Linked DNA regions of Mus musculus: all the other regions are linked to region 1. Evidence: chromatin loops called from intact Hi-C (ENCODE). Cell type or tissue: heart. All regions are shown on one strand. Region 1 holds the start of Akap13 (A kinase (PRKA) anchor protein 13). Region 2 has its middle 62 kb from the start of Sv2b. Region 3 overlaps Akap13 (A kinase (PRKA) anchor protein 13). Region 4 overlaps Akap13 (A kinase (PRKA) anchor protein 13). Region 5 overlaps Akap13 (A kinase (PRKA) anchor protein 13). Region 6 has its middle 38 kb from the start of Gm46017. Region 7 overlaps Akap13 (A kinase (PRKA) anchor protein 13).

Region 1 (4,000 bases):
TCTAACCAACCCCCTGCCCTCAAGGGTCAGGAAGGAGTGAGGAAGAGGAGGCAGAAAGACTGTAAGAGACAGAGGTGATGGATGACTACAAGAAACAGTGACTACCAGACACAATAGGACTGATATGCATATGAACTCATGCAGTGTTGGCACACAAAAGATTTGCAAAGGTTCAAGCCAGGAGTCCCAGCATCTAGAGGGAGGAAGGGGTCATAGGCTCCCAGCCTCTAAGCAAGAAGATATATACAATCAATATGCCCTGGCAAAGGGATAATCCGTTTTCTCCAATGCACTCTCACTGGTTTTATCAATCACACTTCAGGGCAGGCCTCATGTTCCAGTTATTGGCCAACACAAAATGGACTCAGTGGTATTTTTGTGGACTTTTTGTTTCATTGTGCTGTGTTTTGGCTTTCTTTTTCTTTTTGGACTTGATCCTGGATTTGATTGTTTGATTTCCATTTTTGTGTTTCGTACTTTTTGCTTTTGTTTTATGAAGGAAGAAGAAAAGAAAAAACATGAAGTTGGATGAGTAGGGAGGTGGGGAGGATCTGAGAGGAACTGGAGAGTGGGAAAACAAGATCAAAACATGTTATATGAAGCATCTTTTCAATTAAAATAATTTTAAAAAGGGAAAGTGACATTTAACAACAGAAAATGCCTGGTACAATCACCAGGCACTGATAATACTTTCTGTTAAATATTTTCATGATGGTAGTGACCTTGTCTGGATTAAAACTTCCCAAATGACAGTGACTTCCATTCTTGCAGTTTTTGGCAGGTCCATATCTTGTATTACTATTTTTTTTAAACTGACTTTGAAATTATATGAAGTTAATCTTTTCATATAATTCTTTGAACATTTTCTTCATTCATATAATATACTTTGGCCACATTCTCCCAACCCATCCCTCTCAACTTCTTATTCTCCTTCTGCTCTTTAAAAAAACTTATGATCCACTGTGTTCAACTTGTACTGTCCATAGCTGTGTGGGTGCTGGGTCATCTACTGGGAGATGGTTGGCCAGAGGGAGTCCAATACTTAAAGGAAACTGTCCCCCAATGGGGTATTTATCTTAGGGGTACAGCCACATAATATTTTCATATTAATATGTTTTGATCACCTAAATAAAAATGCAAGGCCAGTACTCGCAGAGATTCCATTCTGTTCCTTCCCAGTCAATACCCTTCTCCTCCTAGGAAACTACCTTTCTTACTTCGACCACAATAAATATTAAACTGCACAGAAAACCTCACATTTCTTGCGTAATATTCATAATCCCCGGCTCCCCCCCCCCCCAACTTTCTATTGACCGAAAAAATAACATGTCAAAATAGTTTGGCATTATAGGCATGTTTTCCCTTAATAACACATTACAATATGTAACTATCAAAAAGAAGTTTCTTTTTGTACCAATTAATGTAGTATCTTGGGTCACCATTGGAACATGTCCATACTTGGTTTCTCCGAAGCAACTAGATGGTTTCTGAAGTCCATAGCAACTCAAAGGCAATGATTTTGTGGTGATCGAATAGCTCAAAGTCACTGTGACAATCTTCACCCATCCAACATACTTGAGTACTTTGTGCCGCTCCACCTTGGACTCTTAAGAAGACTCTATTGAGTCTTAGCGTCAACGTGTGGTAAGTGCTCCGACTTAGGTAAGCACCAGGCGCACAGAGGAAGGGTGGCTTCCGGTGATGGGGCGGATAGGAGAAGGTGGGTGGGCATTTCCCCAGCAGCTGCTGCCAGCCACCCGACTTTGATCACTTTGCCGCCTGGCAGCAGTGGCGGTCAACCTCATCGTTCCTTAGCAACCAGAGCCAACTGCCAAGAAGCCTTCCTATTGGGCTCACAGAACATGATGGGTAGTCTAATTGTCCAATAGAAACTTTTAGGCTTGGCTCGTTGCACCGCCCACCCCGGGCCGCAGGCGGCGCATGCGCGGGTGGGCAGGTCTGTGTGCAGGGCGGTCGCAGAGCCGGAGCTGCTGCTGCTAAGCTCTTGGGCTCGGTTGAGACCGCCGTGCTTGCTCCTTGCTCCAGCCGTCACCGCCGCCGCCGAGGGAGCGGCCGCCTATTGTCCTTCTCCGCGGCCAAGGCGCGGAGCTGCTCCGGCTCGGCCCGCGGGGGAGCCCGGGGAGCCGCACGGTGAGAGCGCAACTTAGTTGAGGGAGTTGAGGGAAGTTTGGGCGTCTGAGGAGGGGGCGCGCGCGCAGCCGCCCCTCCCCCTCGGCTGCTCTCGGCCGCGCGCGCGAGCTGCGGGACGCGGGGACGCGCGGGCGCGACGCGGGTGGCGGACCCTTCTTAGCATCGGCAGCCAGGGGTGGATAGCGCGGCCGCCGATCCCGGCCTCCTCGGACCCACGTTCCTCTGCTGCCCGCTTCTGTGGCGCCGGCTGCGGCTCTCCTCTGAGGGACGGCTGCTCGGTGGGGCGCGCCGCTCGAACAGAGAGTGCGGCTCCGGGAACGAGCAGCTCCCCGGGGCAGTCAAGCCGGGTAAACACTGCGCGCCCCGGCCACCTTTGGGGGCTTTCTCCCGAGATGGGGAGGGGGGCGCGGTGGGCGCCCCGGGAACGGTGGCGCATTCGACTCCTCTGCCCCTCGAGCTCTAGTGCAAGCACTTTGAGAACTAGCGAATCACTGCTTTTCGTAAATAGGCTCGCTGACACTTAACTGGGGTGCGAGACGCACCCTCAGTTTATTTCTCGCTAAGAAAGTGTCTGTCTTTCGGCTGAAAATATTGGCTAACTCTAAGTGTCTAGACTCTACTGTGAACTCAGGAGTTCACAATGAAAATGGATTGAGCAATCTCTGAGTGTTTCAGTCTTTGCTTTTCCCCTTCATAATGAAGTTATTTTGAGAGTTCATTGCGTTGAGCAGATTTACAAAGTGATGTGCCTTTTTGTCTGTCTGTCTGTCTGTCTGTTTTTTGTTACTACCCTCATGATTTCCCGAAGTCACTTACTCATTTAAACCCCCACCCCCCAAACTTTTGGATTGCCCGGGTCAGGAGGAGCGCTCCAGTTCTTGAACGTGCATTCATTGTCTGTAAAGAAGTTCCTATCAGTCGAGATGACTCTGAGATAAACCAGTGTGTCACTTTGTACACCATCATCTCTTGGGAATCATTCCGCTGCATTTCGTTGACTAGACTTGCGCTGTAATGGTAATTCAGTTTTAGCTCCCAAGAGAGAACCCTATCATTCATACTGAAACACAATGCCTCCCCCCCACCCCCCTCCCCCCGTCACTTCATGTTAATTTTAGTTGTATTTCTTTGACATTTGTTAAACTTAAATTTTTCTTTGAAGGCTACTGCTCATGGCATTTTGCTTTTTTTTTCTATGTGAATAACATGGACAAGTGGTGTGTGGGGTTTTCTGTTTTGTTTTTGGCTTTTCTTTGTATGAAACCCAGCTTCGTTTACCTGATGAAACCAAGGAAAAATATTCTGAAGGCACAGGGATTCAGGACTCACAGTCTTTGTGCTTAATTTTCCTTTCTGGGGTGGGTGTGGTGAGCAAAGGAGGTGGACAGAAGTTGGGAGTTATTGGTTAGTTACATAATATAAACAAATACTGCAAAATCGGGTGGCCAGGACACCTTCTCTGGACTGTGGTAACATGCTACACATACTTTTGTTCTAGGGTATTTGCTTCACTAAATGGGAACTATGTGTAGTATAAATGGTCTTTTCTAGTCTTTTTACACCTTAAGGATTGTGATGGGTGGTATTTTGCTATGCTCTGTGTGTGTGTTGTTTTTTTTTTTTTTTTTTTTTTTTTTTCTAGAAAAGTCCACACAGTTGGTGTTTAGCTTTTGTTTGATTTAGGTGAGGTGATTTTCACTGGCTAGTGATAGTGTACACAGGAGAAACCCATTAATTCTGGGGCCTTGTACAAAATGACAATTAGCTTGCACATCTGTGGTGAAATTTACTTTACTTTTAGGAGACTTTGTTAATTCTCTCTTGAGATAGGGTCTTACTGTGTAGCTCA
Region 2 (4,000 bases), 84 kb before region 1:
TATATTGAACCTGACAAGAGCTGCCTGAGGAGTTGGGGCTCAGGACATGTGGGCGTTTGCTTATAAAGGGAGTTTCCAATGAGGCCCCATCGCTAATCAACTGCCCCTCCCAGTGTGGGGGCAGTGCGATTGGCTCGGCTGAAGATGCAAGGTATCCTTCATGTAAGTGGGTGTAACACTAAACAATGCTCTGTGTTGCTATGGGAACACACATATTTATGTAAACACACAGGAGTCTGGAAGCAACACTCCTCACTACAGCTGTCTTTTTGGAAAGACATTAAACTAATAAGGGAGATTTGTGGCTTGATCAGAATGTTTTTCTTAACAGTACCAAGTGTGAGTATTTGCATGACTTGAAGTTAAGTGAGAAAAGGTTAGTGTGCTGGCTTCCTTGCCTTTACTAAGTATGTTAACAAAAATGGCAGTGGCTGCAGATGAGCACCATTCTGTTTGCAACGGGCAGTAGTTAATGCTGAGACTCCTAACCAATCAAGTGACTTTTGAGCACTCACCCCTAAATGGAACATCTATATCACCCTTCCAAAGCTCATGAAACATTAAGGAAGACGGAGCAGAGATAATGTAAGAGCTACAGCCTGAAGGTGGGAGCGGGGTGCTATGAAATCCATGCTGTCTTCTGCACATAATTGCGGTACCTATGAAGTCCTGGCAACTGTGGCTATCTGCACAAGACAGGGCCCACTAACATTCCCTGTGGGTGGTGGGCGAGCTCATGAGGCCCCACCTCTCCCTGAGGAGCGATGGGCAGTAATGATTGCAGGGGTAGAAGTCACATTCCTCAGTGGTGTGGACAGTGGCAAGTTGTCCTTGCTCAAGCTAATAACTCCCCCAACCTTTCTCATTAAAGCAACCAAACTTAAACGCAGTAAGGAACAACCATGTTAAAACTTAAAAAGACATGGAAGTAGGAAGGGCACTTGCTGGGAAGAAGGGTGTTAACAAGAGGGTCAGGGAGAGAAGATAGGAAAACTGGGGAGGAGTTGGGAACATGGCTCGGGGAACACTGGCCTCAGAGACAGTGCTGGTGGTGCACACCCATGCAGGCAAAACACTCATACGTATGAAATAAAAATAGTAAGTGACTTTTTAAATGTCTCTCATTGTCCTGGCATTGACCTTGAAAGGCGTGTGGGAAATTGTGCTGCTAGGTCCACCCTACGCACCCCTACTCCCTGCCATCTGAGGGCTGAGGATCTTGGACCACAGCCTTCCTTCGTGCACTGAACAGCAGCTTGACTCACCTCTCTGGGACTCTTCCTTGCTTTTATTTTCTGCAATGCTTTGTGAGAAAAGTGTGTACCCCAGTGTCAAGGAAGCTTCTGGTGGGGCTCCGCTGCCAGCTCGTGGCTCCACTTCCTCAATCTCTGCGCTTCTGTTTCTCTTTTTTTTTTTTTAAACTCAAACCTGTGTGCTTCTGTGTCATTTATAAAATACTGTTTAAAATGTTTCAAGTGTAGCAACAGCTGCTACTATAAGGCTGTTACATTTAAAAAATACTAGGAACTATGTTAATCTTTGAAAACCCCAGAAGATCTGCTGGGAAAGGAAGGCAGGATGGTGTAAAGCCTGCCTCTCCAGCCTTTTCAGCGTATTGCTGTTGGATATATCACTGTCAGGGGCTTGCGACAAGCTCTTCCCTGGTTCTCCATGCTGTAGAGTGCCTGCCCCAGCAGATGGCAGAAGAGAACTGAGATGATGGAGAAGAAACCTGCCCAGGCGATTCACTCAGTCTGTGCTCTGAACACAGAACATCCTCATTCTAGTATATAATCTGAAACAGCCCTGCATAGTGATGTCATAGATTTACTAAATCGTATAAACACAGATGGGTCTGGAAGGTCTGTCAGTGACCGCTACAGTGAAATCAGTCTCTCCAGGGTTCCGGACACAGAAATGCCTACCCCAGTGTCCTCTGCCCGTAACCCCAGCTACTGTTCCCTCCTACCCTACCCTCCTTGTTAGGGTGACTAACTCGGTTTAATTTTCATGTCTCAAAGTAGATACCCAAAGGAAAACTACCTCTGATGGGACATGAAAGATTGAATTGGTATTTGCTTTCTTTTTTATTATATTTACCTCTCTCTCTCTTTCTCTCTCTCTCTCTCTCTCTCTCTCTCTCTCTGTGTGTGTGTGTGTGTGTGTGTGTGTGTGTGTGTGTGTGTTTCAAAGAAGCTAGAGTTACCTGCACAAAACCAAGCCAGTCACTAAGTACATGAATCCAAGAATGGGGTGGGCTCAGGCCCAGCACTAGCTGAGGAGATTTTGACAACTAAGGTAAGGGTTGTTACAGAAAGAGAAGTCATTTTTCCTCTGGCCCTTGCTGGGTTGCCCATATGCATACTGGTAAGACTAACTGGACTCAGTAGATTATTTAAAAGAAGGAGGAGGGGGAGGAGGAGGAGGAAGGGAAGGAGGAAGAAGAGTAGAGGGACATAAAGGGGAAGGACACGTGTGGGGGACTCTGGAGAAAGGAGTGGGGAGCAGGGCTATTATCAGACACATTGTCTAAATTATGAAATTGTCAAAGAACAAATAAAAATATATTTTTAATGAAACCACAGTCCCCGGATCTTGGCCCCTTGCTATCTATATCTGTGTGGAAGACATTTGGTCGGTTAAATCACCATCCGACTTGAAGGACTGGGCCAGGACGGGGGCACAGTTAGGAAGGAAGAGGAGGAGATGCAGCTGCTGTGAGAGTCACAGCCCTGTCTGCTGATTAGAGGATGTGGCTTTCTCACATGGACTCGCACAGCAGACAGGCTGCATGTGGTTTCCCAGGCCCACATGCTCTCTCTGCCCTTAAACAGGCTACCTCCTGGGGGCCCTCAGAGTCATCTACACCACGAACTGACAACATATGGGGCTTCTGTGAGGATTCCATGAGATCACAGATGGAAAGGGACCAGGCATGCAGTGACTCTGACTCCCATGCAACTGGGTGACAGGTGCAGGAAGATGTCATCGTTTTAGAATAACCATTAATCCAATTATTTTCTTTCCAATAATATGTAAAATATATAGTCATTGAGAAAATATATAGTCTGGAGAAACAGAGAAAATAAATGAAACTAAGATCATGTCATTCTGCTACCAGAAAGTAATAAACAGACTTGAAAAGACTTGAAGTCTGGCCATGTGATGCACTTAGGAAATTTGCATGAGTTTTCAAAAATTACTTCATCCCCAGTGTTTACTTTAGCTCTGTCATCAATAATTTGATCACCGAGCTTTGTGTCTAAAATCCAATTAAGTCTTCATTTCAGTTCCCCAGGTGTTTAGTTAGTAATAAATTCACATCATACTTAATAAGAAAAATATTTCAAATAGTTTCACACTTGGATGGATTTCCTAGGATCAGGATTGGGGAGCGCTGCCGTCAACATTAACTAGTCTTAATTAGTGGGAAACCTCACTTAGCCCCTGGAAATGTCATTTCCTCATCAATAAAGTGATGATGCTTATCTCCAATGAGACGTTGAGATTCTGAAAGGCAGTTCTCGCCATTATTACTCTGGCACAACTGGCATAAACTGAGGCTGTTCCAGGAACTTCTGGATATGGCCACCCCACCCATCTGAAAATGATCTGAACCAGATGATCTCAGAGGTTTCTTCCGGCCTCGTGTTGTCTCGCCCTGTAACAGGAATTGGGGCAGAGAACAGTTGTATCTGTTTAAACGCACTCTCTGTTCAGACACACAAAAATGTTGTCTCACCTCTGACACAGTTTCATTTATCACAGTCTATGCCATGGTAACGTCACTGATAACGCAGAACTTCCATGTGGGAGAAGAGGGAACAGATGGACTCATGCTCTCTTCTCTTCATCCCAGCAGATGATCACAGACTGTGTAATCTGCTCGTCATACTTGTTGGAAGGAGGACCCTGAGTTGTTAGAGCTTCTGGTATTGAAATCTGTGTCCAATAAACTCACTGAGATGCAGCTCTCCAGCCTCACACTCAACCTTGCTTT
Region 3 (4,000 bases), 150 kb after region 1:
TAAAGGTGCAATCCTATTTGTTTGTTTTTATTTTCCTGAGCCTTGTCTGTACGTCTATGATATTTTTATATTATTTATTTTTAAGACTTATTTTAATTTTGTGTGTGTGCACACACATGTGTGCAAACATCCCACCCCCATGCATGTGTGTTGTGGGGGAGTATGTGCAGATAAATGCAAACAGGAAGGTATCAAATTCCCTGCAGCTAGAATTAGAAGTGTTTGTAAGGTGCCTGATGTAGGGTGCTGAAAATAGAAATCTCAGGCCCTCTGCAAGAGAAGTATGCATTCTTCAGCAGAGCTATCGCCTCGGTCTTTTTTTCCCCCCCCCTTAATTAATAACTTCTGATCAACTGTAAATTTTATTTAGTTTTTTCATTCTCTCTCTCTCTCTCTCTCTCTTTCTCTCTCTCTCTCTCTCTCTCTCTCTCTCTCTCTCTCTCTCTCTCTCTCTTTCTCTCTCTCTCTCTCTCACACACACACACACACACACACACATTCCAGGGGCAGAAGACTAGATTAGATAGTTAGGCTGTCTTCATAGTTCCTATAACAGTGTTGTGTTATTTTTATAACATTGATGAACTGTGATTGTTTTAGCCATTTCTTTCTTATTTGCTGTATTTGTTCATATAATTAATTTTTAAGAACCTTTCCACTATGCATAGTAATGTGGGTACAATCTCAGTAGTTAGGATGGAGAAACGGAAGGGTTGAGGCGTTTTGAAGCTAGCCAGTCTATATAGCAAATTTCTCTACATAGTGAGACCTTGTCTCAGAAAAGATGCAAGCAAAACTAAATTAATTTTAAGGTGCTAAAAACCATTTTTGATCATATTTTTAGTGCCCTCAAGCCATAACACCCTTGACAGTAGTTAAGAGTTTGGTTTGGCTAATAGTATACACTCTCTTTTCTTTAATATGCTGTATGGACAGCACAAAACCCACTTTTTATCTAACTGATACATAGAATTCCTAATTCTAAAAGCGTAGATATGTTGGATTGAACATATTTTGGGAATGTAGTTACGTGGCTGAATATTTTGCTTGAAAGGGGTTCTAAAACTGATTATACTGTGTCTTTACATCGGTATTTGAGGCAGATGGATAGAAGGCCCGGAAAGACAGTGCTTGTCCAACAAGACTTGGCTTACAGGTATCAGTGACATCTTTTTCTCTTAGTCAGCACACCCCCCCACACACACTTTTCTTTTCATGATCAATTTTTAAAAGGTATCTTTGGTTTCCTCCTAGAAAACAAACTTGAAGCAGATGGACAATCTCATGCCATTAATGGTGACAGCACAAGATTCGTCTTGTGTGCCCAGTGTACCAGAGACAGATGGCCTATTCCTTCCCTGTGTACCAGAGCCTTCTGACCACCAGCATCCTCCTTTTGAAGAAACTAAGAGCACTCTGTGCTGCCAAAGGAGTCCTGGGAGGATGGCTGAAAGTTCCTGTGATTTGTCAAGCATGGTTGAGGAAGAAAATGTCATCTGTTCTCATAAGAAAAATAAAGATGTGGGGAGAAAGGGGGAAGAGGCGGAGCCAGCATCTGCCATGGACTCCGGGTCTGCATCTCATCAAGACAGCTGCCTTCAGAGCGTACCCGACTGTGGAGTGAAGGGCAGAGAAGGTCTTCCATCCTGTGGAAACAGAAACGAAGTAACTGGAACAAACTATTCTGGAGTAGCCACATGTCAGCAGCCACTGAGCAGCAGGAGCAGTGTGCTGCAGGATGCCATGGTCACAGAACCAGATGCATGCCAGCACTCTTCTGGAAGGGAGCTACCAGACAGCTCTTCAACAGATGTTGGTGCCCCAGAAAAGGCAGGGGAACTGGAACATAGCCTGCTTACCCCAGATGCTACCACCCAGAACAATAAGCCTCAAGTAGGGGAAGGCACAAAGGAAAGACTTGAGAATTCAGACAGTAGCACAACTGAAACAACTGCTGTTCAAGTTTTAAGTGAACCCATGGAGAAAGCCGATATTACAAACCATGTCTTTGCCACCAGTGCCGTAGGTGTTAACACTCCTGCTGAGGCTTCACCTGCATTGAGTTCTGAAGAAATCCCCACTGAAAAACCAGGAATGGAAACTCAAGAGAGAGGCTGTGAGGGGGGAACCACAAGTGACCAGAGCTCCCCGGTGCTTCCTGCTGCTGCTATAGAAAACAAGGTTTTAGGTGGACAAGAACCTGATACTTCCATAGCAGGCTTTTGTAAGACAGCATCACCTTTGGATTTAACCATGCCAGGCCCAAGTTCAGATGGGATGCCAGAACAGAACTCAGAGTCTCATGCACGGCCTGCTCAAAGCCTAAGTGGCCAGGCGCTGCTCTGTTCTACAGCTGAGGCTGGCACGCCTTCTGCTGAGGCTACACATCAGCCGAGCACAGTGACTTCTAGTGGCAGGTTGGAAGAATGTGGCAGTGGTAAAGCTAGCCTGCCTGAAAGCACAATGGTGCAGCCAAGCACGCAAGAACTTTGCACCACCCTCTGCCCAGAAGACCCACAAGCTGACACAGTCACTTCTGACACTGTGAAAAATACCCAGAAATCTGTGGGGGTTTGTCATCTCTGTGTTTCAGATGCAAAGAATCAAGGAAATGGTTTGAAGCAAGATACACCTTTAACGAACGTGCTTGAGGATGTTCCACGTCTGCCTTCAGTTGTCTCCCAGACTGAGAAAGAACTAGCGCCAGACCAGGTATCACCTCCAGCCAGCAGTTTCTCTCTGGCAAGCAGTCCAGAGAGTGAATCAGTAACCAAAGATGACGCACTTTCTCTTGTCCCCTCCCAGAAAGAAAAGGGAACAGCAACTCCTCAGCTCCATAGAACTACAGCTTGTCGAGATGGCCCAGATGGAAGAGATTTGAGTGATACCGATAAGGTAGGAGACGGGGCCACTGACCCACCTCCATCCTCTGCTGTAGAGCTTCGGACCAGCATGGGAAATACCAGCCCTGTAGGCATTGGTGGAGAACAGGAGGGTTCCAGCCCAACAGCAACACTTGAAGTGCTGAGTGACTCTTTACTGCATAACGTGGATAAAGCTGCTTTGGTTTCTGACTTTACTCTGCCTGAAGAAGGTGTCAGTGTAGTGGTTCCAGAAAGTTCCACAGCTCTGGGGCAAGATGGCAAAGATAGAGCAATGAGCTGTTCTTCAGTTAAAGAAGACGTGCATTCTTCAGAAATGTCAAGGGAAGACCAGAGAACACCTCCCTCTGGGCAGGAGATACCAGGACTCTGTGAAAAACCTATGTCAGCCCTCTGTGCCGAGGAGAAAGCACAGCAGCACACACCCTCTGCCTGTCTGAAAACAGAAACTAAAGACATCAAGGAAGTGGCCCCACAGGTCTCCCTGCTGACTGAAGGTGGGGCTGCAAAGAGCCTGGTGCCACCAAGAACGAGTCTGTCTGCCGATTCAAAGCAGAAAGCCTCGAGTACAGAGCAGAGCGGCTCATCTCTGTTGCCAAGTGGGCTGCCAGGTGCGTCTGAGGCACTCCATTGTAATCAGCCTTCTGCTCTCGATGTTGTCGTAGAGAATACTCAGTTCCAAGGGGAAACCAATGCTTGTGAGGTAAGCAGAAGTGCGATGGAGGATGTTACAGTGGCTGATGCTTCACCAGCTACTGCTGAGCCCAGAAAAAAGGATGCATCACACTGTATCAAAGACATCCCAATTTCAGAGTTGTTAAACCAAGAGAAGCAAATGACTCCAAGTTTGCCAGAAGCTTTCCTGGACAAAGGTGTCACTGACTTACAGGAAGTCATAACCCCAGAGATAGAACCACTTGATTGCAAGAGAGAGACGCTGGAGGGAACAGACCTTAACTGTGCCACGAGTAACTCCAAAGAGACCCCAATCGAAAAACCAATGCAGCCTCTTGCCAGGGACCTCCCCACAGAGACAGGGCTCTCAGTGATCAATAACAATGTCCCCCAAGCTGACATGAAGCAAGTGGCACAGGCTTCCATCCCGGCAGAGGAAAGTA
Region 4 (4,000 bases), 100 kb after region 1:
ATGGTACATTCCTTTTTTGGTTCATGAGACCCACCAGTCTGGATGTGGGTTCATTTCCTACCATTTTTGTTATCTTGCATTAGTTTAAAGATCAGGAATGAACATAACCTACTCTTAATGAGCATAAAATTGGGAGGCATCTCTGGTGTACCAAAATTCTATTTTGAGGTTTAGCTGACGTTGTCTAGTTCATCCTTGTATTAAGGAAATCCAGGGAGCAAACCCTAAGAAGCTAGGTCTGCAATTTTATCTTTCCCTTACTAAATCTGTTTTCTAGATCTCGGTGACATTCCTTATTCTTGCCACATCTATGGGCATGATTAAACATTGTTTGTATCTTACTCAAAATTAACTGTTTTTATTTCTTGACTAGGAGAGAGAGACAGATGTTTGAAGACATACTACACTGAGGTTGAAAACCATAGTTTTTCTGGATAGTATAGTTGAGAATACTGCCTTTTTTTTTTCAGATGTGATATATTTGTGTGTGTGCAAATGTTCATGCACACTAGTGCATATACACATACAGAAGCGATTGGCAGAAAAGTATATTGTAGTTGTAATCATATACACCTCTGATTATTTCATGCCTGGTAGTACTTATATAGTATGCTGTGTTCCCTACTTAATTTTCTTTTGTAATCCTAATAGCTTCATGAAATGACTACTCTGTATTAGAGAGGGGGAGACAGTGTCACAGCACCTGTGTCATTTGGTGGATCATGCAGCTAGTAAGGGACAGAATTAGAACCAAACCAGGTCTCTGTCAGTCCCTACAAAGTTAGCAATAAATATCTATTCTGACTTCATTGGGTGCCTGATCAGATTTTTGGAGAGTCTTCTGTGCCTTCTAGAACGTGGAGGATTAACTTAGAGGTTCTCTGAACTGCTTCATTGATGACTTTGGAGAAGGAAAGATAATTCATAACCAAGTAGATAACTGAGATCTGGCTGAGTTCAATACTCGAGCCGGTCTGCCCCCTTCTATCAGCTGCAGAGTAGGAAGAGCACAGCTTAAGTAGCTTGCTCTCACGGAGGGGAAGAGGAGAGGAGTGGAGAGTCAAGGAAGACGGATGTTACCTACCAGCTGTGAGCTTTCCTAAACGAAAATTAATAAACAACAACAACAACAAAAACCTTTGTTTTCTGCACTTTAAGCAAATATCTGATCCTGTTTAAGAAGGGAGAATAGACTGTCTCTTTACATGTTGACCTAATTATTGTAGCCGTTCCACGTAGTTATGAAACGGTTCTAAGAGAGGAGACACTGCTTTAAAAAAAGAAAGATAGATCTGATAAAGGTGGATGGAGAGGTGGTGGGAGAATGGAGGTCCTCCTGGGGATAACAGACTGCTCAGGGCAGCTGGGGGTACCCAGTGGACTCACCAAGCAGGGAAGATGGCTTGGGGAAGGTAAGCTAACCTGTATGGTTCAGGATCCACAGTCCTGGTAAAGGTGGGCAGAGAGGTTGCCAGGAGAATGGAGGTCTGCCGGGATAGCAGACTGCTCAGGGTAGCTTGGGGTGCCCCAGAGATCTAAATCCAACACTCTCCATCCAGTTTAGCTGTGTTTATTTAGCAAAAACAAACTAAAGTGAGCTGTGTACAGCAACAGAAAGAATTGGAAGATTAGAACTTGAGGAATGCTGCTCTCGTAGGGGACACTTACACACATTAAATGTATTCAAAATGGTTTGTATTTTATTTCCATTTCATCTTAAATCTCAAAATTCTTGTTTGGGAGAGAGAAGTGGATTTATTGGGCGCCATCTACTGGTTTTGTCTAATAGCCCAAAGAAGTGAAGCCTGCAAATGGCTAAGAATTTGCTTCAGTATTGGTGACGCGGAATTCGAAGCTGGAAGACAGTAGCAACTTTATTAGTAGTGGTACTGTGTGAGCTGAGTTCTGTTTACATTGAGGAGAGGGAGACTTTTAACTAGAATATCCGAGAACATGTTAAAAGAGGAAGACTGCTAAGTGGGTTTAATTGGCCATTGTCATTATCTGGCAAAATAGAAACATCAAAGAAACTGTATAATATTTTCTACCAGTGAAGTCAGTCCAAGCCTGTACTTGCAATGACCTAGTTGGTAGTAAAATCAGTGAATTCCTCAGTTGATTTCTGTTTATGTTGTTTGAGGTGCTTTTAAGTAAAGCTGAGGGCTTTGCTTGCTAGTTGGGAGTGGGCTGTACCCAAGGCTCTTGGAATGTGTCTGAGCACTTTCTCTTTAAGAGAGTTGGTACTAAGGACAGGGGAGATCCTATTATGTCTTCTTATCAGGAGTGTTTCTGAGTCTTGGTTCTTTTTAACTGTCATTTTATGGACGTGAGCTGAAATCTTTTCATCCTCATAGCATTATATTTTAGATCTTTTGATTTTTTTCATCCAGTTATCTAACCTAAGATAAATTGGGGAGAGAGATTTGCAGAGTAGAGTTAGGCATTCATTTATCCAGCCAACATTATTGAGCACTTACAATCACGCTTAGGCACTGATACTGCATTGAATAAAACAAGTATGCCCTTAACTCAGATAAATATGCTGTCTAAAATTCTGTACATCAGTATACTGTATATATGTTAAAATCATGAGTCATATCATTACAGGAGAGGTAAAGCAGGACAAGGCAGGTGAGAGGCGGGGTGGGAAAGCTCTTACTCATCCCCACACTCTTGAAGGATGGTGATCATTAGCGTGCACGATGAACATATGTGACCTTTTCCAGCGATGTGTAGACTTGCATGGGGCAGGAGATGTAGCCTTTCCATGGCCACCCTTGTTAGTGTCCGATGGACTGGGAACTGTGGTCCTGGAGAATGGATTCCTGATCCTCAAGCCATGGCACATTGCTTCATGACTGTGCCATTTCATTTACTTTGTGGTTTTGCATACATCCTTTCAAGTCCTCTGAATGGATGTATCCTTTGTCTATTCAGTTCTTGCCTGAGCTCCCCATTTAAAGATTCATGCTCTTTGCTTTCTTTAATAATCTTTCTGTTCTATAGCTGGCTTATTTATTTCCCTTTCTTTCTATCTTGCTCAGGTTATAGCTTCTGTTTTGGTTACTTTTCTGTTTGCCTGAGTGACTCCTACTCTGTCAGGAACTAACTCTTCATGTGTTTCTGATTGTCTTTGGCCAGGGGCAAGGTAGTGTGAACTTCACTAAAATATATGCAGACTTTTCTGTCCGTCCATTCTGAAGAACACATAGCATGGTTTCACCTAAGTAAGCCAATACAGGGGTTTGGCTGGGACAGTAGAGTTCTTACCCAGCCTATGCTTCAGCACTAGCCATGTCACATTTTCCCCCAAAAGGTTTTTAGACAAGGAGTTTACAGTCGTATACCCTGTAAATCACTGCCTACCATCTATTTTCTGAAACAAAATTTCATTGAAACAGGGTTATATCTTTTTAATTTTATTAATCTATTTGAGGGGAACTATGAGTCTGGAAGCTAGAGGACAGTTTGTGGGAGTAGGTTCTCTTCTTCCAACCTGTGGGTTCTGTGGATCTGGTAAAGGTCTGTGTAGAGAGGGAAAGGATTAAGGGGCAGGGTTCCCACAAGTACCAGATTTACCACATAAGCCATTTGCCAGACTATCCTTGTTTCAAAAAGAGAATTGAGTAATTGTGAGAGTAATCAGATATGTTCCCAAAAGCTGAAAGTTTTTACTATATAGCCCACAGAAAACATTTTCCTACCCCTATATTGGAGTTGAGGTCAATCATGCATGGTAAAGACTCTGTTCTGACCTTTTTCGTAGCCTTGGTCTTCTCAGAGAAAGGCTGTTCATCTTAGTATCTGGACATTAGCATTAAAACAGAAACTTGTTTTATGGTATTGTATGGTACAAAAAGAAAGGCTTGCCCCTTTCTTGAGTCCAACTTCCTTTTGCCATATATAGTTCAGACTCCAGTCTTTCTGAGTTGGTATGGATTCCACTCAAAGCCTAAGGAGAGGGGGGCGGTATTATGGTTTACAGTGCAAATCTCTGTGA
Region 5 (4,000 bases), 52 kb after region 1:
GGTGAAGAAATTTCTGCTGCTTGTAGAGAATACTTGTTTCTTGTAGGTGTCAATTCATATTGCTCCTTTAAATAGTTGTTGTTGTTGTTGTTGTTTTCTTTAGACAGGGCATCATTATGTAGCTCTGGCTGGACTGGTGTCACTTTATAGAGAGTGTCATTTTGCTTTTTATTTTAGTTAGATAAAGCTTAGAAAGGACTGTTAAATCAGTCTTCATTGCTTGTGAAAAGCATTATAGGGTTAAAGATGGAAATACTGGATTGGAAACATATCCTTCTTGGCTCACATTGTTTTCCTAATTTTCTAGAAGAGTCTAATCACTTCCCCATGTGTCAACTCAGATTGAGAAAAGAGTCATTACATTTTCTAACCATCTGCTGGTAACGTTTTCATCATTTATACATCCCATAAGTAAAGTCAGAGGTGTGCAATCCGTTTAGTTGCTTGGATGTATGCAGTTGGCATTTTATGTAAGCTTACTGTGTTGGATTGGAAATGACAGTTAATAGACTGTTGGTGATTAAAAACTAACCCTAGCCACTCCTTTATTGGGATACCCATAAGGACCTACAGTGCATAACCACTGCTCTTAGTTCCAGTGTACAGCTCATATTGGCAGCTTTCTTCTCCACTATGAACCTCCTCAACTTATGCTAAATTATTAATCTGAGTTCTTGTTGAGCTTATAAATGTCCATGTGGTTATGAATCTGCAGATTCTATTCCACAGCCCACTGAGAACTAACAATAAAAACCTGTCATTGTGTGTATCATTGTGTGTTAGACACTGGGCATTCTGGTAACAGTTTCTTGTTTTCTCCTCCATGACAACAAGGACGTGATCATGTGATCCCTCTTCTGTTGTCTGGGCATCTGATGCTTAGAAAGGTTAAAGAAATAATCCCTTACCTTATATGTCTGCATTTTTTATTTTTATTAGCTTTTGAAAATATACATGAGGTTCTAATTTAGGTGTGTTTATCTCCAAAATGAGTTTATTCTTCTTTGTGGTAGTTTATTCTTTTCTTTTCTTTTTCTTTTTGAAGTAGGAGTTTGAACTCGCAGTAATCCTCTTGCCTCAGGATCCTGAGTGTGCTGGGCTGTGGCCTGTTTACTGTGCTATTGTGCCAAGTGCTTTGGAAAGTAAGAACTGTGAAGAATGCTGGACTTGGTTGCATGTCTGGGGCTTGGGAGGCAGACAGCAAGAGGAAGGAGAATCTCTCTGACTTGCAGGCCAGCCTGGACTACATACACAGTGACACTGTCTCAAAAATGAACAGACAAACCAGTAAATATAAAGCAATAAAATTGGCCTGGAAGAACCTTATAAAAATAAAGGCAGAGGAAACCAACAGTAGTTACCTTAGCAGACTGCCTTTCTTTCGGGAGGCATAGGCTTGTTCTATCAGCAGTGTACAGAGAGGAGGAATTGTAGAAGTCGATGGAGGTCTGTCGTCTTACCACCACCATGGCTTGTGTCTGATTGTAGCTCTTAACTCTTCAGAGAGGTCTGTATGCCACTGAACTTGGACACAGCTGTTGCTTCAGGCCCATTGCACACATCTGTTTTCTGGTAATAAACACATGATTTGCTTTTATTTTAGGCTATTGGTGTGCTATGGCCTTTTTCCTTTTATAGAACTGTATCTCTTGGTGGAGGATCAGTTTGAGTTTGACGACATTATTTAATTGTAACAAGTGCTTTGTTTAAAGTTTCTAAGCCAAAGCTCCATGAAAAGAGATAGGAGTAGGAACATGTCTTGTTTAGAAGTAAGACCCCTTTACGGGGTGAGGCATATAATTGCCTTAAGCAGTTTTAAGGAAACTAAACATCTCTTTAACAAATATATCACTTCTTGATTTTTTTTAATTTCGGGTGTGTTGGCGGGGTGGTGGTGAGGAGTATGGTGGAGAGGAGTTGTGAATGAGTGAGTACATGTGCCTGCAGAAGACAAAAGAGGGCATCAGATCCCCTCAAGCTGGAGTTATGGCTATGAGCTGCCTGGTGTGGGTCCTGAGAACTGAACCTGGGTCTTCTAGAAGAGCGGAAAGTGCTCTTAACTACTGAGCCATCTTGCCAGCCCCTCATTTATCTTGATTTTTAGTAATAGATGCTTATTTGGAGCATTTATGAAGAATTATATTATGGAGAATTTAACTCACGGAAGCTTCATGACATGAAATGGAAAAATAAAATTACCCATAATTGTACCTTGAGTCATCGAGTATAGTCTTTCTCTTTTATTTTCTTCTTTACCTTGTAGCATGGAGTGATACATGCCTACATTAGACTTCTGGTCGCTTTAAGTGTAATTATTGTATACATTATTAAGTCTCTTTTGCAGTTTTAATTGACATACTAAAGCAATCTTAGGCATTCTCCAAGTGAAATACAGATTAGTATCTTTTTAACATTTTGAATACCATTCTTACAATTCCTATTTAAAATTGTGATTTTTAGAATATCTTGTATGTACTAACTAGAATTATATTACCTTGAATATTTTGAATAGTTGGTCACTTTCAGGACTGTTAGACTTTCTTCACCAAACTATTAAATTTAAGAATTTTGTATAATTCCACCTCCCTTCTTTCTTTTTCTTTTTCCTTTTTTTCCTTTCTTTTCAGACAAGGTTCCTCACTATGTATTTCTGGATGTCCTGGAACTCACTATGTAGACCAGACTTGTCTTTGAACTGACAGAGATCTGATTGCCTCTGCCTCCCAGGTGCTGGGATTAAAGGCATGTCCTACTATGCCCAGCTTTAGATTTTTTTTTCCTTAAAATCTTTTGTATATTATTTAACAGTTTAAAACTTACATCATCATCGGGAGCCATTTTTTGTTGTTGTTGTATTGCCAGAATGCTTTAATGCTTTATATCATAACCAGTCTTGTTCCTCCAACCTTCCTGGCTTCCTTCTAATTAATTCTTGTCACAGGTTCTAGCAGCTCATGCCTTTAATCAAAACACTCAGGAAACTGAGACAGGACAGGAACTTGGCTTATAAACCAGAGCCATCCTGAATTAGAGAGTTCTAGGCTTTTCTGGGCTGTAGAGTGATAGTGTAGATGATTGCTGATGTGTTAGTGCTGTCAGAACCTGTGTTCTAATGGACTTCCTGTGAGCTTCAGATCCATGTGTCCATTTCTCTTTTCTTCACTGCCAACAGCTGTTATTCTTGACTATAGCAAAGGCATCTCAAAAGTGGCGTCCCTAGAATCAACTCTATATTCATCTCAAGTTATTGGCTCAATGTTTTCTTCCTTCTAGTGCTGTCAGTAATCTAAACCAAGGTGAAACGCTTGGTAAATGCCTGCGATTTCACCTTTGAAGCTGCAAGTGCTAACTCTGATCTTTTTCAAAGCCTTTTCAGGTTTATCCTCCCCTTTGTCCCTGTTTGCACTGGCCATATTTAGGCATACAGCCTTTTATAATTTACTGAGATAGTTTCAGTAGTACCTCCCAGCTTCTAGTCACAAGCTTGTCCTTTTATGTCCATTACCATATATCACAGGCAGAAATCATTTTCTCGGACATACATGTCATGGCTGCTGTCCTGCTTAGACTGTTTGTTGATGGCTGGCTATTGTACCTAGAGTTCAAGAAGCCTAGACTCCTCACCAGTAAACTGTTACTCTTTTCCCTTTCTGAACCTGTCTGTCCCTCATACTCACCAGTTCTGTGCTAACAAAACTCCTAGCGGTGTTTCTGAGATTTTCTATGGGACTTTATGTACATAAGCATTGGCACATGCAGTCTTTCTGTCTGCCGAGTGCAGTGTCTCCCACATAGCTTGCCCACCATTTTAACCAACATTGTAATCAGTTCTTAAGCAGCTGAAGTTAATTTGTGTGATGCTGTCGTCATGAGCCCTGTCACCCATATGCTGACACACTTTATTTGCTTCAATCATTGGGCCTTTTACGATACTTTAGATAACAGAATACCCACACTCTCTCCCTTGCCACAGCCAATGTCCATGATCTTATACTTAGAA
Region 6 (4,000 bases), 56 kb before region 1:
GAGGTGTTACCAACATTTTGTAGATAGAGTCCATGGACGATGCTAAGCATTCCGTAAAGCGTAGGATACCCAGCCTTCTCTACAGGAAATACTATGCAGCCCCCAATGTCAATGGTGCTTCGATAAAGAAGTCCTGTTTGAGTTAATAAACACAGGTAAAGGAGTTAGGGGTTTATACTTCCTGCAGATGCACATGTGCGCCACCTCTCTTGTCACGTTGGGAAAAGAAAGCCAAGACCTAGAGATAACCAAAGTCTGGCTTGGCTGTTTCCCGGTGCCCACACACAGACTTCGGAGGTCACATCTGGCTACTGTACCCTTGTTTCCTTCAGCTCAGGACACCTGAAGAAGCATCTGCTACCCACAAATCCTGTCTCCGCTAGGCTTTTGGCTGGCTTTCTCGGTTTGTCTCCAACCCAGGAAAGACAAAAGACATTTACAAGAAACGGAAAAGTGCATTGGAAAGAGCTGGCCAACATCAACCAGCAAAACTCCTGCCCCTGCCCTCAGCAGCGGCCCCACCTTCAGCAGGACCCGCCCACAGCAGCCAGACTGGTTTTCACTGCTGGCAGTCCCTGTTCTCAGAACCTTTTTGTCCTTGGTTTTAAATGACCTCATCCTCGACGTGCAGAATCTAGAACAGCACAGCTGTCACTAGCTGGCATCTCCTTAGAATTGTAGCGTCTCAGCCCCACCCCTTGACTCAAATCTCTTCATTTTACCAAGATCTTCGAGTGATTCAGAGGCAAAGCTCACTGATAGGGTTTATGAGTCAAGATAAAACTTCAAAGTGGGCAGCTGAAGACAGAAGCAAAGTTAATCATGTAACATGATATACAGTTTCTCTAAGAGATGTAGGCTGTGGATGGTAGCCTGCACTGTAGAAATGTAAAGGAATGTGTAGAAAAGGGGGGTGTAAATGTCATGTAAAAAGACACTTTTAAATGTTCCAAAGGGGTTCACTGTACCCAGCAGCTGAACAGCAACATAAGAGATGAGGTCTGTCTCTATAGCCCAGGATGACCTTGAACTTACAGCAATCCCCCAGCCTCAGCCTCTAAAAGGAACCATCACCTTAGCTTATTTTTTAAAATAGAAAACAAAAATGTTATCTCCCATTAAATGAGAAAAACTGATCTAATCAATATCCCCAATACAGCAATTCAAATATCAACTATCAATATCCCCAATATCAATTTTTATAAGAAAACAAAAAGTATATGTCTCACAATGTAGTCTGGGCTGCCCTAAAACTAGCTATACTAGGCTGGCCTCAAACTCATAAAGAGCTGCCTACCTCTGCTTCCTGAGTGCTGTGATTAGAGGCATGTACTACCAAGCCTGCCTAATACACACACACACACACACAGAGAGAGAGAGAGAGAGAGAGAGAGAGAGAGAGAGAGAGAGAGAGAGAGAGAGAGAGAGAGATTATTTTTAAAATAACTTAGGAAACAAGTTAAGGTAGATGACGCAGTTCCAACTTCAGGTTCACTTTCAGCGCATCCAAATTGGCTTGGTTTGATTCATCCAACAAACATCAGTGCCCTGGTTTATGCAGAGTTACAAACTGCAAGGAATGTAGCCACCCACACAGCAGCCAGTGTAGAATAGAAGCTTTGGGCTTTAGGATTGCAGCTAAGAAGGAAGGGAGAAAGGAAAGGAAAGGAAAGGAAAGGAAAGGAAAGGAAAAAGAAAGAAAGAAAGAAAGAAAGAAAGAAAGAAAGAAAGAAAGAAAGAAAGAAAGAAGAAGAAGGAGGAAGGGAGGGAGGGAGAGAGAGAAAGAAGAAGGAGGAGGAGGGGAGGGAGGGAGGGAGGGAGAAAGGAAGGAAGGAAGGAAGGAAGGAAGGAAGGAAGGAAAGAAGGAGGAAGACAAGCAGATAGAAAGATAAGATTCCGGGTCAGGTCTTGATTCTGGACTCACAGTCCAGAACACAGGCTCAGCTTGACTTGAGTACTTACTGACCTAGCCATGGCTCATGGTGAAACATTTTGTTTATTTCTGAGGCGGAGTCTTGCTATGTAGCTGTATCTCAAACCTTGAACTCGAAATCCCCCTGCATCTGCTTCCCAAATGCGGGACTTACAGGCCAGCACCACACATGGCTCTGGTAAAGGCTTCACAGAATAATGTCACCCGGTCTTGCCATCCCATTTGTGACTCAACAGCTCTCTCTGGCCTTCTCAAAAGGAGCAAGTTCCAGTTCCTAAGGCTCCCAGAGTTCTGACGCATATCTAGAAACAGCCACTAGAGGCTGCCCTTGGTTCCCTCACCCAGGACCTAGAAGGCCTGTACATGTCTGGGGGAGGGCTTTGTTCAACCCTGAACACTCTGTTCTGTCCTAACATCCCCACACTCTTCTGGGAGAAATCAACCAACAGGGAAATAAAACAGAGGTTTCTAGAAGCTGCCCCACCTACAAAAGGAGTTCAAAGGCCATTGAACTTTCAAGCTCAGGGAACATTCTGAGCTGTGGGGGGAGGACTCAAGTGTCGGGAGCAGAACTGACTCCTGAAATATGTCTGGAGAAATGTGAGCCAGTAAATCACAGTCCTGCCCAGGGTGGGGACCTAGGCACTTGTCTAAGGAAGGGAAATGGCCTGGCAATGTTAGTGAGCCACCCCACACCCCACCCCACCCTCCCACACTCACAGCTTAGGGCCCATCTTCCCTGATTTCAAAACTTGGACTAACAACTGTTTAAAAGCTTGACCAAGGAAAGCTGATAACAGTAGCAGAGTCAGGATGATTCTTTGATGTGAATTATAAACAGATCATGCAGTCACACAATCACATTATTCAAAACTCAAAAGAATATAGACAGAGGAGAAGCTGGGGAGATGACTCCACCATTAAGAGCGTTTGTAACTCCTGTAGAGGACCTGGTTTCATACAGGGGACCCACAAGGTGACTCACAGATATTAGTAACTCTAGTTCCAAGAGGATCTGATGGCTCCTTCTGGATTCTTTCAGTACTATATACACATGGAGAACAGACATACATGCAGGTAAAACAGAAAATTAGAAAAAAATAAAAATGAGTGTGGAATTATAACCAATAACAAGACTTCTGCCCCACTCATCCCCCAAACCTCCATCTTTCTCCATGTTCTGTCTCCACATACTGTGGTAACCACCATCGTTTCTACCTCACTGTATTATTTTTAGTGTGCTATTTTCTCTCAGACAGGCTCTAATGTAACCTCAAACTGGCCTCGTACCTGCTATGTGGCTGAGGATGATCTTTAACATCTGACCTTCCTGCCTCCACCTACCTAAGTGCTAGGATTTTAAGCCTGCATGGCAGGGCCCCATTTATACACTTACTGAGCCCAGGGCTTCAGACAGGCACTACTTCCTCAGGCTCCTCTTAGCATCCCTTCATGCATGGAGTTAACATAATACATATTCTTTTTTTCCCTCCATACCATACATGTTCCAGATTTTACTCTATTCCCATGATAAAATATTTCAAAGTATTTTTTTTTCACCAGCACATAAATGGCTTCCTCATTCTTTGCATCTCACAGCTGCACAGTGTCCCATTGTATAAAATAAAGCAATTTAATTAGGCTGCCTTCTATTGGTGGAAATCAGGCTGTTTCCCACTTTTGGCGTCTCTAAACAATGCGGCAGGAACTTCATACTCACATCCTTTTTCATGAGCCAGAGCCAGAGTCCTGCATCTAACTAACTCTACTTCATGTTCCTTGTGCTCTCAAGCCAAGGGAAGACCAAATAGAGAGGAGGTTTAACCAATAAAAGCTCCCATCTCCTCCGGTCCACTTTCCTTCCCTAGCTATAAAGTCTGTTTCTATCTCAAACAGTCACAGACACCGCGGAAAAAGAGCTCCTTCCAATTTCTCTCTCTCTATGACTGCTTCACTCTATTCCTTAAATACTGTGTGACTCCAACTGGGCTGAGCTCAAGATGAAATCTAAAGGTGGTCTGTGTAGAATGGGATTTCTGCTACCCTTTTGATCACACTGTTTTCTCC
Region 7 (4,000 bases), 65 kb after region 1:
AGTCAAGCAAACTTAGCTTTAAGAGTTGAGTGGAACCCCTCTCAGTGTTTAGTTGGTACTTGTCACCTGGGCCTGTGGATTATTAGAAAACTGGAAATGCATATTTGACGCAGATAAAGGGAGCTGCTAGATGAATAGAGGCTTTTTATGATCCCAGTCATGTTGAACATCTTTTATGTGCCTGCTAGCCATTGATAGGTCTTTACTCTTTGAGAATTTTCTACGTGTACACAATGCATTTAGCCATCCTCAGTCTCCCCTCCAGCTTGCACTAGGCCTCTTACATCCCCCTTTCAACTTCATGTCCTTCTCCTTCTCCTCCAGTTAACACAGTGATTGCATCTAGTGCTGCCCTCATATAAATAGGTGTGGGGCCATCCACTGGATCATGGGATAATGGCCACGTGCCCAAAGGAAAAATGATTCTCTCTCCCCAGCAGCCATTAACTGTCAATAGCTCTTAAGCTAGGGGTGGGGACTTCTCAGGCTCTCCTCTGCCCGTGCTAGAAAATTGACAAGCTTGATCTTACACAGGTAACCACAGCTGCTGAGGATGTGTAAATCCAATAACCAGGTCATATGCTGCATTTCACAGAACTCCTGTGACTGTTATATTCTTTCTTCCTTTTCTCTGTTGTTCTCTGAGCCTTTGGCAGAGGTGGAGTGGGGGTAGCATGTCAGTGTAATGCTACCATTTAGGACCAGTCACTCACAGGCCAGATGAGAATCTCCTCATTAACTTCTGCCCAGCTTCTTTGTCCAGGGTTGGGAACAGCATTGGTCCATGAATATAAATGTAAACATTTAGAAGGCAGTTGGACACTGTGTTTAGCAAGAACAATAGTAGTAGGTTACCATCTAGGGCCAATGACTTCCTGAACCAGGCACTTGTGGCCAGGTTCACAGAATTCAGCATGAATTTTTCTCTTGTGGAGCAGGCCTCAGAGCCAATCACAGAGTGGTTGATTATCCCCATAACCTTCTTGTCAGCCATTGTACCAGTGGGCACATCTTGCCCTAAGCATTGGAATTGTAGCTTGCAGGGATCAGTTATTACGTTTCTTCTCCCATAGTGGCCTGCGCAGCATCTGGCACTATGACAGCTAACATGTAGGGAGCAAATTTTCAGGTCAGTTCCAGCCTGACTCCTCTCTGTTCTGCAACCAAAGTTGGCAAATGGGTTTTACCACCTCGTTTTGGTGAGCAACCAAGGTTAGTGGCAATAGCCATTGTTGATTTGGGGGCCTCAGATGCTTCCTTGATTCATAGTGAGATACCCCATGCCTAGCACTGGGATTTTTGTTTAATAACCTATTATTTCTGGGGGAAACATTTGCAACCTACTCATATTTCTGTTCAAATTCATTTGTAAAACATTTGTGTGAATTGTTGTCAGTGTGTTGTTGCCCTTGTCCTCTGCCTCTTCTTTTTCCTCCTCCTCCTCTTCCTCCTCTTCTTTCTCTTCCTCTTCCTCCTCTCCCTCCTCCTCCTCCTTTCTCCTTTCTCCTTTCTCCTTTCTCCTTTTTCCTTTCTCCTTTCTCCTTTCTCCTTTCTCCTTTCTCCTTTCTCCTTTCTCCTTTCTCCTTTCTCCTTTCTCCTTTCTCCTTTCTCCTTTCTCCTTTCTCCTTTCTCCTTTCTTCTTCCCCTGCACCATGTAGCCTTTGCTGGTCTGGAACTCATTGTGTAGACCAGGCTGGCCTTGAAATTATAGAGATCCTCATACCTCTGCTTATCAAGACATATGCTACCACACTGGGCTCTGTGCTTGTATATTTAACATAGTTAAGAAAGTAGCAGGTTTCTGTAATGCTTTTCATACGTCCTACATTTTGGAATCCACCCTCCATCCTTGATAAAATCTTTAAGCCCCAGTATTCTCCCACTCCACATCTTTCATAGCACTTGTGTTTTTTTCTTCCCTGTTAAAGCATCTTTTCTCCCCTTCTCCCTCCAAGTTAACATATGGCTTCGTTACTGAAATGATTTATTCAAATAATTTGTTTTTAATGAAATGTCTTACTAAGTTGGAAGAGTACCTGTTACATCCTAGGTATACGGTCTTGATGAGATTTAAAATGTACAGATGTGTCTCTAGCTCGACGTGGATAAAATTAGAAGTCATATGCAAGTATAAGTGAACATATATTTTGGATTTTATCTAACTCAGTTATTAGTGAGGGATTTGGTAAAATATTTAAACAAATTCCACATACCTAGTACCCTTTAATGTGTGCTGCACCTTGGTGATATTTCTTTTAGGGTCCATTGTGTTCTTTTATCTTCCGAATGTTAGTGCTTGTTCTTTTGGGAGCATCCATTTTAGTATAATTTCTGTGCCTTTGCTTTGTGCGAGAAGCCTTGGACTCTCATCAGTACCAGTCCGATTTAGTGTAGCGAGGACTTGGATTCACACATAGCTTTCTAAGACTGCAGCTTTCTGCATGAGCTCTTGCTGCTCCACCATGTGGTCTGGGCAGCCTTGACCTGCAAAGTGAAAAGAACAAAAGTGAATCTCAGCAACGTTCTCAGCTCTCAGCTTTTACTCCCTCAGTGCTTTCAGACGATTGCTTTTTCTGTTTTGTTCAGAACTTAAAATAGTCTCAGTCTTCTTACACATTTATTGACTTTTTAAAAAAGCTCTCTTCTAAGTCTCATTCACTACTTATCCATTCTATTAATTTTAATATTCGAATTGTTATTTTGCTTCAGTGTTTGTAAACCATCCTGTCCCTCTTAGGAATACATATTAGAGAATATGCTCCAAGCCTTTGAACTTATTTGTTATCACCTCTGGTTATCCTACTGTAGAATGTTTCTTAGGAATTGTGACAGTTTCATGTGTTGGAAAGGAGCAGGTTAATTTGGCAAGATTTTATTTATTGCATAATTAGTTCTAAGTGCTTCAGAAAGACAGAACTTACACTAGGGTTAGTTATGTCCAGTTCGTTCTCAGCCAGAGTGGATGTTTGTGTTAAGGCTGCTAACAAATAGTCAACTGAGAAGTAGTGTCTTGGAGAGTCCATAGCTGAGTTTTAAGTTCCTCCAAGTCTGTGGTATTTCTTTTGCCTTCTGTGAGACTGACTGGGAGGCATTCCTTGCATGGGTGGGTGGCTGCCTTCTGTTTTTGTTTCTTGCTCTGGCCTGGCTTAGCTGCTCAGGTTTACAATGGCATGCGTCAGTGTATATGGCTTTGCTTTGTCCATTGTACTGGGCCATTGTCTGCTCAGCTTAATAGCAGATTCCAGGACTTGTGATTGCTTTTTGAAAAGCTAGTGTGCTCTTGAGTATGTGCCATGCAGTGCTAGGATGGCGTGCTCCTTATCACTACTTAAAGTTAGTTAATTTATGGCGGAGCAAACAGAAACATCATACATTTGTTTCTCTAGAATTTTGAACCATAAGCAGACTCCCTTTTCATTCTTGGAAAGCTTGAATATTGATTCTGACCCCTCTGGGTTTTATAGAATTTGGAGTAAACCATTCTTAGAGAATTTTATTCATTTAACAGCAACTAAGTTTGTGTAGTAGAAACTCTCAGCTGGTGGCTCAGTTTTATGTGGAGAAAAACAAAACAAAACAAAAAAAAAAAACGAAGCCCATGTTTATGTGGAAAGGTCTAAGAGTGCTTTCCAGCAGTTTCTCAAGTTGTCAGCATTTCTGTTTGCTTGTGGGTTGGCCTGTTTGCTTGTTAGCTGTTCTGGAAAAGCAGAAGGTGTCATGTATACATTAGTTTACAAATGAAGACCAACAACAAATGCTACCTTTGTTGTCTCTTCATTTCAGTGACTTAATTAGTAAAATTTCACACCCTCTGTCAAGCATCTTCTATTTAATGAAAATCTTCTAATAACAACTCTTTTCATTGTTTTCTGTATTAATGTACAGTATACAAAACCACCTTCCCTCCTTCTTGGCCACATCCCTAAGGTACTCTCGTGTTTCTGTATGTGGAAAAAGTATAAACATGACTTTAGAGTCAGGTCTGGGTTCAAATTCTTGT

What was found. Peaks named below come from ENCODE experiments on the same cell type or tissue, not always from the same donor. Only the 100,000 strongest peaks of a DNase experiment are listed, where the experiment ranks them.
Region 2: a loop joins it to region 1, with 2.2 times the contacts of the local background. A loop is called at or near these places in 3 of 42 quality-filtered maps.
Region 3: a loop joins it to region 1, with 2.6 times the contacts of the local background. A loop is called at or near these places in 2 of 42 quality-filtered maps.
Region 4: a loop joins it to region 1, with 8 times the contacts of the local background. A loop is called at or near these places in 15 of 42 quality-filtered maps.
Region 5: it touches region 1 in a loop (1.9-fold over the local background); 8 of 42 quality-filtered maps call a loop at or near these places.
Region 6: it touches region 1 in a loop (2.4-fold over the local background); 9 of 42 quality-filtered maps call a loop at or near these places.
Region 7: a loop joins it to region 1, with 1.9 times the contacts of the local background. A loop is called at or near these places in 9 of 42 quality-filtered maps.

What each region holds. Positions count from the first base shown.
Region 1 is chr7:75,453,598-75,457,597 of GRCm38, forward strand. Akap13 (A kinase (PRKA) anchor protein 13) reads left to right here and starts at 1,937. Exons shown (of 37, transcript NM_029332.1): 1 at 1,937-2,151. In heart, a CTCF peak has its summit at 1,924; a DNase peak (open chromatin) is centred at 1,854; H3K4me3 peaks cover 2,760 bases; H3K27ac peaks cover 1,720 bases.
Region 2 is chr7:75,369,405-75,373,404 of GRCm38, forward strand. No RefSeq gene overlaps it. Among named protein-coding and RNA genes, the nearest start is that of Sv2b, 62 kb to the left of the region's middle. In heart, a CTCF peak has its summit at 1,688 (motif pointing right); DNase peaks (open chromatin) are centred at 1,687 and 2,747; H3K27ac peaks cover 755 bases.
Region 3 is chr7:75,607,231-75,611,230 of GRCm38, forward strand. It overlaps Akap13 (A kinase (PRKA) anchor protein 13), which reads left to right. Exons shown (of 37, transcript NM_029332.1): 7 at 1,255-4,000. Among named protein-coding and RNA genes, the nearest start is that of Akap13, 150 kb to the left of the region's middle. In heart, CTCF peaks have their summits at 2,422 (motif pointing left) and 3,320; DNase peaks (open chromatin) are centred at 1,611, 2,391, 2,851 and 3,361; H3K27ac peaks cover 3,913 bases.
Region 4 is chr7:75,554,359-75,558,358 of GRCm38, forward strand. All of the region lies in intron 2 of Akap13 (A kinase (PRKA) anchor protein 13), which reads left to right. Among named protein-coding and RNA genes, the nearest start is that of Akap13, 100 kb to the left of the region's middle. In heart, a CTCF peak has its summit at 1,777 (motif pointing left); no DNase peak of the experiment used is centred here; H3K27ac peaks cover 377 bases.
Region 5 is chr7:75,505,313-75,509,312 of GRCm38, forward strand. All of the region lies in intron 1 of Akap13 (A kinase (PRKA) anchor protein 13), which reads left to right. Among named protein-coding and RNA genes, the nearest start is that of Akap13, 52 kb to the left of the region's middle. In heart, no CTCF peak of the experiment used is centred here; no DNase peak of the experiment used is centred here.
Region 6 is chr7:75,397,115-75,401,114 of GRCm38, forward strand. No RefSeq gene overlaps it. Among named protein-coding and RNA genes, the nearest start is that of Gm46017, 38 kb to the right of the region's middle. In heart, a CTCF peak has its summit at 2,246; DNase peaks (open chromatin) are centred at 557 and 2,387; H3K27ac peaks cover 2,656 bases.
Region 7 is chr7:75,518,274-75,522,273 of GRCm38, forward strand. All of the region lies in intron 1 of Akap13 (A kinase (PRKA) anchor protein 13), which reads left to right. Among named protein-coding and RNA genes, the nearest start is that of Akap13, 65 kb to the left of the region's middle. In heart, a CTCF peak has its summit at 2,487; no DNase peak of the experiment used is centred here.